Regions from separate parts of the Homo sapiens genome. Here region 2 is linked to region 1. A link is a loop called in an ENCODE intact Hi-C map of the cell type or tissue named here. Cell type or tissue: MCF 10A. All regions are shown on one strand. Each heading gives the region's core, and the rest is flanking DNA. Links, peaks and the distances in the headings are about the cores only.

Region 1 (8,425 bases), core at 110-8,109:
CCATTTTTATGGTCAGTGATCACAGCATCCCTGACCCTTACAGTCTAGTGTGGAGGTGGTGGGTGGAGTGGGGGAGACAGATAGTAAACAAATCACCATAAAAATAAATGAGACAACAACAGGGTGTGTTTAGGACTGAGACAAAAATGAAGACGGGTGCTGTGCTGGGAAGTGTCCAGGGTGCCCTGGGATCAGAAGGTCAGAGAAGGCCTCTGAGGAGACAGCTTTTGTGTGGAGCCCTGCAGGGCATGGGGCCCAGCTGGGTGACCCTCGGGGCAGAGCATTCTAGTCAGAGGGAAGCTGGCACAAGGGCCCAAAGGCAGGGCTGTGTTTGGGGTATGGGAGGAACAGGAAGAACATCTGTGAGTTGGCAACTAATGGCTTTTTTCCCCAGCTGGGTAAAAAGTGTTATTAAAAACCCAATGTATCTGGAATATTGTAGCGGGTGCTACTGCCACATCCCAGGCCACCACCTGTGGATTTTTGTTTGTCCTTGAGAGCGATCTGGTGAGGCCTTCACCCTTCCTCCTCCCTCTGTACTTTCCCCTGATGGGTGTCCCTCTTTGATGGCATCTCCAAAACTTCACCTTATCACCTTTTCTTGGTCCTTTTCCTCTTGCTGCCATAATACAAAAGCCTGTACCACTGAGCAGAATGCCACCTCCTCCAGGAAGCCTTTCTCAGTCCTAGTCAGCATGAACCAGCAGTAAGCGTCTTTGACTCCAGTCTCCCACAGCACTCTGTGAGTATTTCTCCAGCAGCTCTTGCTTCTCTCTACCCTGGACTGTATGGCATGTCTTGCAAACACTTCCCTCATCCCAGTACCTCAGGCAGCCTCAGGAATGGGATCTGGGCTTTATTCTTCACTGTGTCCCACCTATGCTGGGTCCGAATGGGTATCTGCAAATTATAGAGCTTATTGGCTGTTCACAGGCAGTTCGTGAAGCCAGTGTCATGGAGCAGCTGAGCTTTGCTCACCCTGGGTTAGGCGCTTGGGAGGGATAAGAAGGATAAGGCACAGCTGTTGCTCTTAAGAAGCTTAGAAATCTCTGGTGGTGGGGGCAGGCAGGCAGGCAAGGCCAGCACACTGACAGTACCAGTGTGGGGCAGTGGTCGCCAAACTGAGGCAGGAGGGGCACACCACAGAGCACTTGACGACCACGGGTACCCAGCGGGAAGAAAGCACAAGAAATTCTATTTTGTTGTATTAGTGATCTGAAAAATTAGAAATAAAAATTGTTTTACTCATTTTTGCCATCTGGATGGTCCTTAGCACCTCTCTGTGTCCATTGTGAGCCAGCCATGGTCTAACACCTTTCATCCCCAAGGAGACGTGGCATTCGTAATGCTGAGGCCTTGAGGATGGCATTGTCACTTGTGCACTCACCCACAGTGAGTCACCTCACACTACAGTTTACGTGCTACAGGATGTTATGGACATAAGTAATTTTATAAAGACAAGACTTTAAGAAATTTTTTTAAACTTTTTTCTTTCCCATTAACTTTTACAGAAGGCACAAGATCTTTATAGCAGAATCTTTACAGTATTTTGTAAATGAAATGGTGGGGGTAGGGGTGGCCATGACAATCTTTTGTACCACATAAAGGGTTTTGGATTGCTCATGGCAGTGTATAAATGAATTGTTGGACTTAAAGATGAATTATGCACTTTCTTTGAAAAACAATTTTTAAAATCCTTGATTGTCCTAAATTTGCCGACCTTTCCTATAGGAAGTGGTTCACTAGTATGCTACTACAAGTATTTTAAAAATTAGTACTTTCAAGGTATGGGTGATGTTATTTATTTATTTATTTATTTTTGAGACAGAGTTGTGCTCTTTTTGCTCAGGCTGGAGTGCAATGGCATGATCTTGGCTCACAGCAACCTCCGCCTTCCAGGTTCAAGTGATTCTCCTGCCTCAGCCTCCTGAGTAGCTGGGATTACAGGCATGCACCACAACGCCCAGCTAATTTTGTATTTTTAGTAGAGGTGGAGTTTCTTCATGTTGGTCAGGCTGGTCTTGAACTCCTGACTTCAAGTGATCTGCCTGCCTCGGCCTCCCAAAGTGCTGGGATTACAGGCATGAGCCACCACACCTGGCCGGGTGATGTTTTTTAACAAGAGTGAGAAAGAAGAGCCCTTATAACATCAGTGACTGCTGCTAGAAAGAGAACATCTGAGCATCTCTGGAAATGTTGCATCATGATGTGATTTGTAGCCAAAAATTATATTAGGTATTATTTATTTTAAAACTCCCACATCTGCACACAAAAGGATAATAAAAAAAAGACTGAACATCTGTACACACATAAATTTCACAACTTAAATGAAATGGATTTATTCCTTGAAAAGCACAAACCACTGAAACTCACCAAATATGAAACAGATAATTTGAATAGCCCTATAACTATTAGGGAAATTAAATCACTAACTAAAAACCTTCCAAAAAAAGAAGTCTCCAATCCCAGGTGATCTCACTAGAGAATCCTATCAAATGTTCAAAAAAGAAGTAACACCAAGTTCTACTCAATGTCTTTCAGAAAATCTCAGTCTCTTCCAGAGGTAACACTTCTCAATTCATTTTATGAAGCTAGAATTACTATGATACACAAACCAAAGACAGTATGAAAAAATAAAGCCAAAGATCAATATCCCTCATTAGTGTAGATACAAAAATCCTCAGCAAAATATTAGCAAATATAATTTAGCAATATATAAAAATAATTATACACCATCATCAAGAACAGTGTATTTCAGGATGCAGGGCTGGTCCAATCTAAGACCCAGATGAAGGCAAGGATGTCTATTCTCTTAACTGTTATTCAGTATAGTAGAGTTGAGGTCCTAGCTTGTGCAATAAGGCAAGAAAACACAAACAGATCAGAAAGAAAGAACAAAAATAAAAAACCTATCCCTATTTGCAAGTGCTATTATTGTCTATGTAGGAAATTGAAAAAAGTCTACAAAAAGTTTCTAAAACTAATAAATTCAGCAAAGTCATAGGATACAAGATAGACATACAAAAGTTAAGTGTCTTTCTATATATTGACAATGAATACATGGATACTCAACTTAAAAATATGATACCATTTACAATTGCCAAAAATAGAAAAAGAAAAAGTACTTTGGTCCAAATCTAACAAAACATGTACATGATTCGTATGCTGAAAACTATAAAATACTAATCATAAAAGATCTAAATGAATGGAAAGACATACTTATATTTATAGATTAGAAGACTTGGCTGGGCATCTGTAATCCTGTAATCTCAGTACTATGGGGAGCTGAGGCAGGAGGATCACTTGAGCCCAGGAGTTCAAGACCAGCCTGCACAACATACAGAGACCTCCATTTCTACAAAAAAAAATATATTTTTTAAATTAGCTGGGCATGGTGGCATGTGCCTGTATTCCCAGCTGCTCTGGAGGCTGAGGTAGGAGGATTCCTCGAGCCTGGGAGGTCAAGGCTGCAGTGAGCTGTTATTGTGCCACTGCACTCCAGCCTGGGCAACAGAACAAGTCCTTGCCTCAAAAAATAAAATAAAATAATTTAAAAAATAGAATAGAAGACTCAATATAGCAGAGATGACAATTCCAAAATTGATATATAAAATTAATGCAATTCCTATCAAAATCCCAGCAAGATTGTTTATATATCTGGACAAGATTATTATAAAATTTACATAGTTGGGAGGCCAAGGTGGGAGGATCATTTGAAGCCAGGAGTTTGAGACTAGCTTGGACAACTTAGTAAGACCCCCATCTCTACAAAATTTTTTTTTAAAATTAGTCTACCATATTGGCACATGCCTGCAGTCCCAGCTCCTCGGGAGGCTGAGGGAGGAGGATCACTTGAGCCTGGGTGTTTGAGGCTGCGCTGAGCTATAATCATGAAGCTGTACTTCAGCCTGAGTAACAGAGCAAGATGCCATCTTAAAAGAAAAATAAAAATTATATAGAAAAGCAAACAAAAAGCTAAAAAAGGTAAAACTATTGAAAAATAAAAATAAAGTGAGAGTAATCACTCTACCCAATTTTAAGACTTATAACTATAGTAATCAAGACTGTGTGGTTTTGGTGAAGGGATGGTCACAGAGATTAATGGAGCAGAATAGAGAACTGGAAAATAGACCTACACAGATATGTCCAACTGATTTTTAGAAAGTTGTAAAAGCAGTTCAATAGGAGAAGGATAGGCTTTTCAACAAGTGGTGCTGGGACAACTGGATAAACATAGCTATCAACAAAAAGTAAACAAATCTCTACCTGGAACTCATATCTCATACAGAATTTAACTTAAAAATCAATCACATACTTAAATGTAAAGTGTAATTGTTGAGGAAAAAATAGAAGAATATATTCAGGATCTATGACTAGGCAAAGAGTTCTTAGACTTGACATTTAAAACACAACCCATACAAGGAAAAACTGATTAATTGGACTTTATCAAAATGAAAAAGTGCCCTGTGAAAGACTGCTGTGTGTTGAAACAGTACCTTGCTTTTCACGATAATAAAATACCGTCTAAAATGAATGTTGATAAACTACTCTAGAGCAGTGGATCTTTTAAGTGCCCACTTTGCAGACCAACCCTTAGCGCAGTGTCCAACAGCCAGTATAGGCACTCCACAAAATGTCAATGCAACTGAATGGCTTGTCTCCACCACACGCTGACGGTTCTCTGTAGCTGAATGGAGGGTGAGGGGACCTAAGGAAGAACATACAATGAAAGCCACAGGTACATGCCTTTTACATTTTCTCTCCTCCTTTTCCTCCTCTTTCTCCTCCCTCTCCCTCCTTCTCTCTTTTCCCTTTCCTCTCTCCCCTCTCCCTTTATCTTCACCTTTCTCCCTTTCCTCCTTCCCTCATCAAACCTCAGAAGATCACGGAGCATGGGAGTTTGAAGTAAGGAGTACAGGAAATGAAGATTGAAATTTGCATGTATGCTCAGCTCACAGCCACCAGATGGCGGGAGGAGATCAGGAAATTCAGGCAAAGCCCTTCTGCTCCAACTTAAAGAAACCACAACCAGCCAGCACCTGGCCAGCTTGCTTTTCTGGGTAAGTGACTATGTACAGAAATACTTTTTGTTTTCCATAACTCTCTGTAAAGCAATACCAGGTGCTGGCCAAAGCAAGTAGATGCTGTGTAATTTGATAGTGAATGTACCCATAGGAAGGGACAGTGTGTTTCTGCTTCTCCTTCCCTCTGCCTTTTCTTTCTGCATCTGCAAAATAGGGGTTCTGGTTGTGACCTGCCTCACTGTGATAAGTCCGCTGAGAGATAAAATGAGCAAAGTGCCCTGTGTGCCACAGATGACAGATGTTTTTCTAGGAAGAATGGCATCAGTGCACCATGTGTGTCTGACCACCACCACCCACAAGGAACACATGAAGTGCCCTGGTACTGTGGTAGCTGTGAACCTTGGGGTGATCTCTAAACATGCTTCCAATCCTGATGTCATTCTTTAGCTAAGTAAGACAATGACACCCACTGAGTTACACTCACCAGAAAAAGTTGCCCCATGACAGGTACCAGAGTCAACGGAGAAAGATATTTTCTTGGTAAGAATGGTTCTGGGAGGGACAGATTTGGAGCCAGGAGCTGTAGGTGAGATTTCAGCCTTGCTCTAACCAAGTCTGACCCTCCAGCCTCGCTCTCCCACCTGCAAATGAGAGTGATGCCTGTCCCTTAGCAGAGATGATGTGGAAGCACTCATTCTGACCTGAATAGACTTGGTATATATACCATGTGTGGAAGTTAGAGATGTTTCCTCCTCATTCTTCGTGTTGAATTTCACCCTTTTCTGAGGATATCTGAGTCTCTGCACTAAGGAGAGGTGGAGTCCACAGGCTGAGAGGTGCCTCACCATACTAGAAGCATGCCGAGTAGGCACTGTCTCAGGCCAGCTGGTTGACCAGTTTTGGCTTCTTTCTCCTTCTAGTGGGTAACTTCATCCTGTTTTACAAATATCATGGTTATTTCTTGGCATATTAAGCCGTGAGATGAGCCATGTAACTGGAGTCAATGTATGTTTTCATTTTAATCAGAAAATTCTTGAGACTTCACCAAAGGTCTTTCTGTTCCCATACTGTCCCTCCAAATATCTTACACATGGCAGATAGGAGGTAAGATTAAAAACAAACGGTAGGAGATGCTACAGTTACTATGATGAAAGCCCTTGGAGCAGGCGGCAGAGTGCTCAGGCCTCGAATGGGAGTCAAGGGATCTGGTTCTCCAGGTGCAGTCAGGGACAGCCTCAGACTGGCCCTTGGGAAAACCAGAAAACCAGAAAACCTGACCTGAAAACACGCCCTTCTTCAACAGCAATGTTTTCTGGAATGAGCACTTGGAGAAAGTTTGGTGGTTCAAAGGAAAGGAACCTAAGGAACAGAATGAAAGTGAAGGCATGTCATTGGTCAAAACAACTTTGCAACAAGGGAGGCACTGGCGGAGGCACCTTCTAGAAGTACACTGGAAGCCTGAAGAAGGCTACAGTCCAATGCACAGCCCAGCTGCTGGCTTGCAGCACAACTTGCTGCCTCCCGCCATGTGGCTGAATGCACACAGGGGTGCCCTGACACTGGCCATTTTGCAAAGATCCAGGGGACAATGGCAGCTGGTAGCAGCAGGAGTGGGGAGCCCACAGCAAAGGGATTAATGATGATCCACAGGGACCCCTGTGGAGAGATGTCAAACAGCATCTGCAGATGATTCTAGCAAGTACAGCAGTAGCCAGGGGTATTAGCAGTATTAGGATAACATGTGGCTCAGGTTGCAAAGTGGACCAATCCACCCTGGTTAACTGTAGGGTTCACTCAGGCAAAACAATGGTGCAAATACCACTGAGGCCTCCATTGACAAGACCCAGTTTCACCTCCCAAGATTGTTGTGAAACTTCATCCCTTCAGGAGAAAGATGCTCCAACCTTGGGTCTCATCCCTGAGGTGAATCCCTTTTCAGCAACTATTCAATTTTTTTAAGCTATGCAAGATTAGAATAGGGTGATGGTGGTGGTTATAAAACTCAGAATAAATATTAAGCTTTATTATATAGCTCATCTCTTTTTTAAAAGGGATATTTTTCTCCAATGTGAATCTTTCCTGTGACAACAGTTATAGGTCAAGGAAGGCAGAACTACAAAGATATTAAGTCCATTCTCTATTAGGGTAGAATTCCCTTGCTGATGCAAAAGTGCTGGCATTTTTTTCCTTAGCCTCATCCCCAAAGAAAAGGAAGCCAGTGATATGGGCATGGACTAATCGGCAGTCAGGAAAAAAAAAGAGCCATTGATAGTTTTGCCCAACTTTTCTGCACAAGATAGCCCTTTTTAATGTCAGACGGTTTCAAGGCATCTCCCATGATTGCTTTTACCCACTGATTGAGAAAAATTCATAATGATAAATATTTATAAGGCATATAAATACCATTCAAAAATAGTAGCACATGGTTGTGTGAGGTATGGTTTCTCAATCTCAGGCAATGTTTGGAGGCCACTGGCAGAGCTGTTGTAACAGCTCCAGGAAACCCAGAAGGGAAAAAGGCCAAGACACATCCCTTCCCCGAAGAACTCCACCATCTGGTTTTTAAAGAATGGGCCTACATAGGGCTTAGCTCCACAGCCTTGACATTAGCACGGCATGCATGGGGCAGACAGGGACCTGGCACTTGACAGAATGCCTTCTCCGCAGGGTTCCTCTGGAAGTGTTCACTGCTAAATAACTGAGGACTACTGAGGAGACAGGAGGGGAAGAAAGGGGAGGTGGGGGATTACCATAATAAAACTGCAGCCTGATAGGCCAGCAGCTGCTGCAATGAGCCCCCCACCCCCTACCCTAGGGGAGCCAGACTGGACAAAAGCAAGATGATGGACCCATTCTCTTACCTTAGGACCTCAACTCCTGACATTAGCATAGCCTGGTATAGAGCTGAGGACAAGTTCACCCCCTGCACTCCCACGCCACATCAGGGTAAAGGCCAGAACACTTGTGGTCAGATGCTGTCTCAGGACCCCAGAACCTCAAACAGGAGAGGAGCAGGTGGCTGTGAGTGGTTCCGTGGCTGAGGTCTTCCTTCAGAACCTCTCCAAGGCCCAGCCGGCTAGAGAGATGCAAGCCTTGTGAGATAGGAACTTAGCCTGAAGCCATCGATTGGGCTATATTACAGGGTCATTCCAGCACTTTGAAAAACAGATTTCACTTCTCTACCTAGAAATTAGTCCTCTTATCTTGGATACCTTAGAGGGAAATGGTAAAGAAAAAAATTAATCAGTGACCTGATCCTCCAAGCCCAGCCAGTGATCAGATTTTGGTTGGGGATGGGGGCAGTCTGTTTCCCACCCCCTGCCATCCAGGAGGAGCTCTATAGTCCAAGGCTTCTTTTTGGGAGGGCAAGGGGTTGCCATGTGAGTGCAAGCAGGTACCCT
Region 2 (8,425 bases), core at 116-8,115, 650 kb after region 1:
CTATATTCTAGATTTGTTAAGACAGATCCAAGCAAAAGTCTTACCAAGGAAAATGTAAGTGTTTTTACATGTTAATTAATGCTATTGTCTTGAAGTTACAGGAGCTATAATACAAATCATACTCAATGAAAGGAGATCTCATTTTACCCAATAATATTTTAATTGAATTTGACTTTGATGTTGGTGAGAAATTTAAAAGCTGAAATAATGGTAGGCACTTAGTAATACATTATGCAAAACAATGTTCTGTGAGTGTTATCAGCACTCTGGATTCTTGCTGTCTCCCAGGATAGAAATCAAGAGAGATCACCAAACAGAGCAGCAGCAAAGGTAAGTGTATTCAGGTTGTGCACAAGGGAGCCAGCACCAAGAAAGGAAAAGGAAAGAGATGCTCTCCAAGGGTAGTGTGTGCGTTAGTTTTATAGCATCCTTTGATAGAGAAGGGTTACATCAGGGCACATATGGCGGGGTGCGGGGGGTGTGGTTTCTAGTGCTCATACAGTGGCTCAACATGCTTCTTCATACATCAAATGTAGCATTAGCATTTTAAATCTCCACCCAAGGCATTATTCTTAGCACAAAAATGAGGAAGGGGTAACTATAGGTTGAGTTTTAGTTCTAACTGCACCTGTGGGGCTTTGTGGAAGTCTCTATCCCCCCAAAGTAGGAACTTGCTGTTAATAACTCCTTGGGTCTTTTGTTACTGATTTGCTGAGAGTTAGGTAAGCTAGGGCTTGAGTAGGGGCTTCTGTTCTCCTCTAGAGCAGATCACAACAGGAAGCCAGCCAGCCTGTTTCATTAGGAGCTCTTCTATAGGTAAGTGCTGCCAACAACAGCAATCAAGTTATTGTAGAGAAACAAGAGACACAGATCAGCCCCTAATGGCAAGTCTCATGGACCCAGGACCTTCATATCCCTGTTTCTGATACTGCCACAACTGATCAAAAGGAGCAATATAAGAACCCTGTTAGGTTGAATCATTGAGAAAACACAATGTGGATGGTGAGAGGTTTGGAGAGGTCAGAAGATGCAGTAAGCAGGTGAATTAGTACTTCATTCCAAAGACAATTCTGAAGAACCAGCATTTCATATGTTTTTTAATTAGTATTTAAAACCATTAGGTGTCTGAAGCAAATCAGATTGTGTGATGAGATGGAAAGATCATGGAACCATGCAAGTCATAATTTCTCTCAATTTTGGTTTCTTTATTTGAAAAATGAGGTTAGTACCTTGCCTACCTACATAAGGTTGTGAGGATAATGAAATAATGCATGTTAAAGTATTTTTAAGACTAGAAAACACAATGCAAAGATGGAGTGTTGATATTATTATGATTTAAATGTCAGAATGTCAGGCAAGTGACTCCCCAGTGTACACTGGGATAAGAAAGGCTTTCTGATGTCTCTTAGAATCGAGTGATGGGAAATCCTGGATAGCCTTATTTGTCTACTCCCCCAAATCACCCAACACTGCACCTAACAAATACTTCTTGAGCACCTTCTGTTTTCCAGGTGCTGTGCTAGGTTCTAGAGTCCAAGGAACATGGAAATATCCACTCCTGATAATCACTTTAACATTCTCATTCCACTAGATTGAAAAATCTATTGAGGCTTGGAGAAGAACTGTGTGTCTTAAACATTTCCGCCCCCCCCCCCCCGTTTTTTTTGCATCCTTTCCCTTGTTTTACTCCACAAACCCAAGACTTTGCAGTGGTTAAGTGTTTCATAAATTCTTGCTGAATGAATAAATGAATGAATGTATGTTGAATGAACAATGCTTGATGAACGTATGAGTAAATCTCTTTTTGCAGGTTGATGTACACACTACTTATGTTCACCAGTCTCTTCAGGGTCATTCACAGGCACTTTGAGGCTAACTGAGAGGAAAGACAAGATCTGAGTGAGAGAGGGCTGGGTAGCTAAGCCCATGACCCTCCCCATCTCCCAGTATGCCAAAGATAAGAAGACAAGAGGGCAGGGGAAAGTTTCTTGTGTTTCTCTAGCTGCCTAGTAATAGCTGATCCCTTTTCTGGTTGGTTACTCATTCCCCACCGCCACAAGGCTGCAGCCAGGATTCAGAATGACAGAAATTATACCTCAGGTTTATTACCGGTTTTATTCTCAAATCCCTTTCAGAGCTCACCTCTTTTTCTTTTTCCATTAAAGCGAAGATATTAGGAGATAAGAGGGGCATTATCTCCAACTTCAGGGGTGGAAATTTGACACAATGTGTCTAAATGGGTTGCTTAGGCTCACTTGACTGATGGATTTCTTGACTGTCAGCCTGGGGTTCTTTTCACAGAACCACTGCCTGCAGTGGGGGAAATTGCTGGCAAGTGTACAAACTAACAGTGTATTTTTATCTTCCCTTAAAACTTATCTGGGAACTCATAGGCCATATGAACAATAATAACCTAAATGTCACTGCTTACACCTCCTGCATAATCTCTAGGTGGTCTCTCACCTGTGTTCCAGACTACCTGCTGTGGCCCCTTACCAATGTCTGCAAAATACTATCTTGAGAAAGTGATGTCTGCATCAGGGTTGCTGTTTCCTGATGTTTTCAAAGCTGCCAAACCTTGGGATATATCTTATCCCAAATGTGGAGCACTCTGCTGTTCCTGACCCAGGGTCCACCCCCTTACCAGGTGACCCCACAGCTTGTGCCTCCTTGTATCAGAGTCCATGGTAAAAACAACAGGTCCCTCATCAGTGGGTGTGAACAGGAATCCACAAGGCTGCTTAAACAGGCACTTCTGCTATAAATGTTTTTCCTACGAATCAATAATTTTCCTGAAGCATTAAGTTTGGTTAAAATGATTCCTGAAGTATTTCATGTTTGATATTTAAGAGTCATTCCCACCCCCCAGCAGATAATTCATCAAGAACACAAAAATAAAAGCATTTTATTTTAAATTACACGATACTGGTTTTATGTGCCAACTAGGGTGAAAATGGGATCTGAGAGGCACAATATTTGTCAGAGATAAGGTTGCTGGAGGGAATTCAGGTGGGGAAATAAAAATCCTCACCATTGTGTCCCTCCCTTTATTCTGCAGTAGGAAATAGTGAAGTGAATCAAGGGTAGAACGAAATACTCTGTTTGTTTGGGGAGGGGAGAGAAAAATTGGCCCAGGGAAAAGTTTAGCAAACATGCTAATCAAAGAAGAATCAAGAAAGATTCTAACCAAAACAAAAGGATGTGGCCTTTGCGTGCCCTCAATAATCCAGTATAATATGATATACTTATTCAGAAATGAGCAGTTGTGAAGAGTTACAGATTAATCATGGTCTATCTATAATCTGGTCGATTACAGCTTCTGTAATTACCACTTATATTGCATAAATCTTTCTGCAGCTCTATTCAAATGCCAAAGGATATTTATTACTTTAGAAGAGAGAGGGAACTAGCACTGAAGAAAACCTTACAGGTGAGTAAGACAGTGGGCTATTTCAATATGACAATAAGTTTGATTTTGCTGACTGGTAACTTTTAGCAGAAACAGTATTTTTGCAGACAAACAGCTGATGCTATTAACAGTATTTATGAGAACAGTCCACTATTCAGCTTACCACTGAATCAGAGCAGACCATTATTTCCTTGGAAATGTCTGATTTTGTGATATTTGAAATTTTACAGTTCTTTAATTTGGGATGTTAAAACTAGTTATTTGGGTTTAGGTGGCCGAGTCGAAGCCCCTTGTTGTTCAGGCAGATGCCGTGCAGAGGGAGCTAGAGAGCTGCCTAAGAAGGGAGTACACCCCTGAAAATTTACCTTTGCTTCTGTTGCAGGTAAGAGTGATACTGCAATTTGAAAAATTCATTTGAAATTAGTAGAAATGTATGGGCAAACTGGCTTTCAGGAATATCCTTTCGCTAGGGTAGGTTTTGTTTTTCTCGACATGTATAGTTTGCAGAACTTGGCTAGTGTAAACGCTGTTCTTTGTTAGAGATCTATTTCACAGTTTTAAATTCAGCTTAAAGGCACGGAACAATTGACTGAATTTCTGCTAAGTACTTTCTGTGTCGATAATGTAGGGCAATACCACATTGACTAGGACAGTTCTAGCCCTTAAAAAGCTATTGGCTGTGGCCAGGCATGGTGGCTCATGCCTGTGATCCCAGCCCTTTGGGAGGCCGAGGCAGGCAGATCACTTGAGGTTAGGAGTTCAAGACCAGCCTGGCCAATATGGTGAAACCCCGTCTCTACTAAAAATAGAAAAATTAGCTGGGCATGGTGGCGCATGCCTGTAGTCCCAGCTACTCAGTAGGCTGAGGCAGAAGAATCGCTTGAACCTGGGAGGCAGAGGTTGCTGAGAGCTCAGATCAAGCGACTGCACTCCAGTCTTGGCCTCCCAAAGTGCTGGGATTACAGGTGTATGCCACTGTGCCAAGCCCTGGAAATTTCTATTAAGAAAATAACTCAAGACATGGGAAAAAGAGTTTTCCATAAAGATTATTATTGCAGCATTATAATAAAAGTAAAACATTAGGATTGCCTGAATATCCACCAATAAGAGAAAGAGTTAAGAAAAACAGTACGGTACATGGTAGAATATTGTTCTGCCATTAAACATTTTTTATTGTTAAATTAAGTTTAGCTTAAAGCTGCCTCATTTTAAGTTCAGAACCCTTGGTAAGGTTTCTCCCTACATAGTGACGTGTAACCTAACTGGACTGTAAATAGACCATAACCTACTCTTGTAACAAGTAACTGAGTCTCAGCCAATCACAGAAGCCATACTTCAGCCACTTGCAGGCAGCCAACTGTTCAAAGTGTGTTCAAATAAGGCAAACACTGAGCTGTAACCAATCTGACTGTTTCTGTACCTCACATCTCTTTTCTGTTACTTCACTTTCCTTCTTCTGTCCATAAATCCTCTTTCACTGTGCAGCAGTGCTGGAGTCTCTCTGAACTTACTCTGGTTGGGGGGCTAGGAGGGCTGCCCAATTCATGAATTGTTCTTTACTTAATTAAACTCTGTTAAATTTAATTTGTCTAAAGTTTTTCTTTTAACATTAGCATAAGGAATTATTATATATGAAATATTAGTTAATAAAAACTAATGTGTGTATGTATGTGTGTCATAATGGTCAAGTATGTATAGAAAAAAAATCACTTGAAGGACTTAGACCAAATGCTAATGAATGTTATGTTTGGATGGCAGGATAATGAAGTTCCCCTTTTTACTTTTATATGTTTGCTAAATTTTCTATAATAAGTATATATTATTTTGATTTTAAAATTCCTTGTTCTCTATTCCTGTGTTACAAGTTATATCTTACCTATGCATACAAATTAGTTCTTTAGCAACTAGTTAGGAATTAACTATTACATTAATCACAAAGAAACAAAAGATATTGAGATACTATTTGCAAGTCAAATTGTCATCATTGTCTTCATTCAGGATTATCTTTCCCTATCATTTCTGGCATTTTTCATTCTTTTGTGTATATCAGTGTTTCTCAAGGGACAGAGAAGAGGGGTAGAGATAGAAGATATTTTGTGCCCCAAGGGACATTTGGAAATGTCTGGGGATATTTCTTGTTGTCATAATTTGGGTGAGGGGTATGATTGGTTGCTACTAGCATTAAGTGAGTAGAGGCCAAGGATGCTGCTAAACATTCTACAATGCACAAGGCAGCCTCTCACAATGAAGAATTATGTAGTCCCCAATGTCAATAGCTGCTGAGGTTGAGAAACTCTAGTATTATCTAAACTTCCATAGGACATAATTTGCCTTCTCTCTGAAGAATTTTCTTTAGCATTTCTAGTAGTTCAGGTCTGCAAGGGACAAATTCTCAGTCTTTGTTATTTTGAAAGAAGTATTTCCCCTTCATTTTGGAAAGATATTTTTGTTCAGCATAGAATTCTGGTTTGGTGATTTTTTATTGCTTTAAAATACTGCTCCATTGTCTTTTCTCTTTTGTCTTACATAGTTTCTCTTTCTTTCTTTCTTTTTCTTAGGTGACAGCTTTATTTTCATTAAGTATACACATTTTTGCAATTAAGATTAATTATACAAAAAATATAAAACATGCCATTTTAAAATAGAACTGTGGAATAGTTTGAATTTTTATCACTACTATATGTAAGTACACATGTTTATTCATAAGCTAAAAGGAAACTCAAATATATATCATAACAGGAAAGAGCACTTCACTAATTTAAGTGATTTTTTTTTTCTGTCAGCCTCTCACCATTTGCTTACTTGAACTAATGTGATATGGTTTGGCTGTGTCCCCACCCAAATCTCAACTTGAATTGTAGCTCCCATAATTCCCATGTGTCATGAGAGGGACTCGGTGGGAGGTAATGGAATCATGGCGGTGGGTCTTTCCCATGCTGTTCTCATGATAATAAGTCTCACAGATCTGATGGTTTTATAAAGGAGTGTTCCCCTGCACATGTCCTCTTGCCTGCCACCACATAAGGTGTCCCTTTGCTCTTCCTTCGTCCTCTGCCATGATTGTGAGGCCTCCCCAGCCATGTGGAACTGTGAGTCAATTAAACCTCTTTCCTTTATAAATTACCCAGTCTCATGTATGTCTTTATTAGCAGCACGAGAATGGACTGATACAGTAAATTTATACTGTTAGAATGGGGTACTGCTCTAAAGATACCTGAAAATGTGGAAGCAACTTTGGAACTGGGTAACAGGCAGAGGTTAGGACAGTTTGGAGGGCTCAGAAGAAGAAAGGAAGACGTGGGAAAGTTTGAAACTTCCCAGAGACTTGTTGAATGGCTTTGACCAAAATGCTGATAGTGATGTGGACAATAAAGTCCAGCCTGAGGTGGTCTCAGATAGAGATGAGGAACTTATTGGGAACTGGAGCAAAGGTGACTCTTGCTATGTTTTAGCAAAGAGACTGGCAGCATTTTGCCCTTGCCCTAGAGATTTGTGGAACTTTGAACTTGAGAGAGATGATTTAGGGCATCTGACCAAAGAAATTTGTAAGCAGCAAAGCATTCAAGAAGTGAATTGGGTGCTGTCAAAAGCACTCAGTTTTATGGATTTGCAAAGTTATGGTTTGGAATTGGAACTTACATTTAAAAGGGAAGCAGAGCATAAAAGTTCAGAAAACTTGCAGCCTGATGATGTGATAGAAAAGAAAAACCCATTTTCTGAGGAGAAATTCAAGCTAGCTGCAGAAATTTGTATAAATAACAAGGAACCAAATGTTAATCAGCAAGGCAATGGGGAAAATGTCTTCTGGGCATGTCAGAAGTCTTCATAGCAGCCCCTCCCATCACAGGCCTGGAGGCCTAGGAGGAAAAAATGGTTTCCTGGGCTGGGCCCAGGGCCTTGCTGCTTTGTGCAGTCTCAGAACTTGGTGTCCTGAGTCCCAGCCATGGCTAAAAATGGTCAATGTAGAGCTCAGGCCATTGCTTCAGAGGGTGCAAGCCCCAAGCCTTAGCAGCTTCCACATGGTGTTGAGCCTGCAGGTGCACAGAAGTCAAGAACTGAGGTTTGGGAACCTCCACCTAGATTTCAGATGATGTGTGGAAATGCCTGGGTGTCCAGGCAAAAGTTTGCTGCAGGGCAGAGCCCTCATGGAGAACCTCTGCTAGGGCAGTGTGGAAGGGAAATGTGGGGTGGGAGCCCCTATATGGGGTCCCCACTGGGGCACTGCCTAGTGGAGCTGTGAGAAGAGGGCCACCATCCTCCAGACCCCAGAATGGTAGATCCACTGACAGCTTTCACCGTGCACCTGGAAAAGCTGCAGACACTCAACGCCACCCCATGAAAGCAGTCAGGAGTGGGGACTGTACCTTGCAAAGCCACAGGGGCAAAGCTGCTCAAGACCATGGGAATGCACCTCTGGCATCAGCGTGACCTGGATGTGAGTCATGGAGTCAAAAGAGATCATTTTGGAGCTTTAAGATTTGACTGCCCTGCTGGATTTCAGATTTGCATGGGGCCTGTAACCCCTTTGTTTTGGTCAATTCCTCCTATTTGGAATGGGTATATTTACCCAATGCCTGTACCTCCATTGCATCTGGGTAGTAACTAACTTGCTTTTGATTTTACAGGCTCATAGGCAGAAGGCACTTGCCTTGTCTCAGGTGAGACTTTGGACTGTGGACATTTGAGTTAATGCTGAAATGAGTTAAGACTTTGGGGGACTGTTGGGAAGGCATGATTGGTTTTGAATTGTGAGGACATGAAATTTAGGAGGCACCAGGGGCTGAATGATATGGTTTGGCTCATATCCTCAGCCACATCTCATCTTGAATTGTAGCTCCCATAATTCCCATGTGTCATGGGAGGGACACAGTGGGAGGTAATTGAATCATGGGGGTGTGTCTTTCCCATGCTGTTCTCATGATAGTGAATAAGTCTCATGAGATCTGATGGTTTTATAAAGGGGCATTCCCCTGCACATGTCCTCTTGCCTGCCACCATGTAAGATGTGCCTTTCTC

What was found. Hi-C counts contacts between places; a loop is a spot of excess contacts. Peaks named below come from ENCODE experiments on the same cell type or tissue, not always from the same donor. Only the 100,000 strongest peaks of a DNase experiment are listed, where the experiment ranks them.
Region 2: a loop joins it to region 1, with 9 times the contacts of the local background. A loop is called at or near these places in 7 of 110 quality-filtered maps.

What each region holds. Positions count from the first base shown.
Region 1 is chr6:108,537,217-108,545,641 of GRCh38, forward strand. No RefSeq gene overlaps it. Among named protein-coding and RNA genes, the nearest start is that of FOXO3, 19 kb to the right of the region's middle. In MCF 10A, for the core only: a CTCF peak has its summit at 4,972 (motif pointing right); a DNase peak (open chromatin) is centred at 4,975.
Region 2 is chr6:109,184,279-109,192,703 of GRCh38, forward strand. It overlaps the pseudogene CCDC162P. Among named protein-coding and RNA genes, the nearest start is that of CEP57L1, 93 kb to the left of the region's middle. In MCF 10A, for the core only: a CTCF peak has its summit at 3,732; a DNase peak (open chromatin) is centred at 3,733.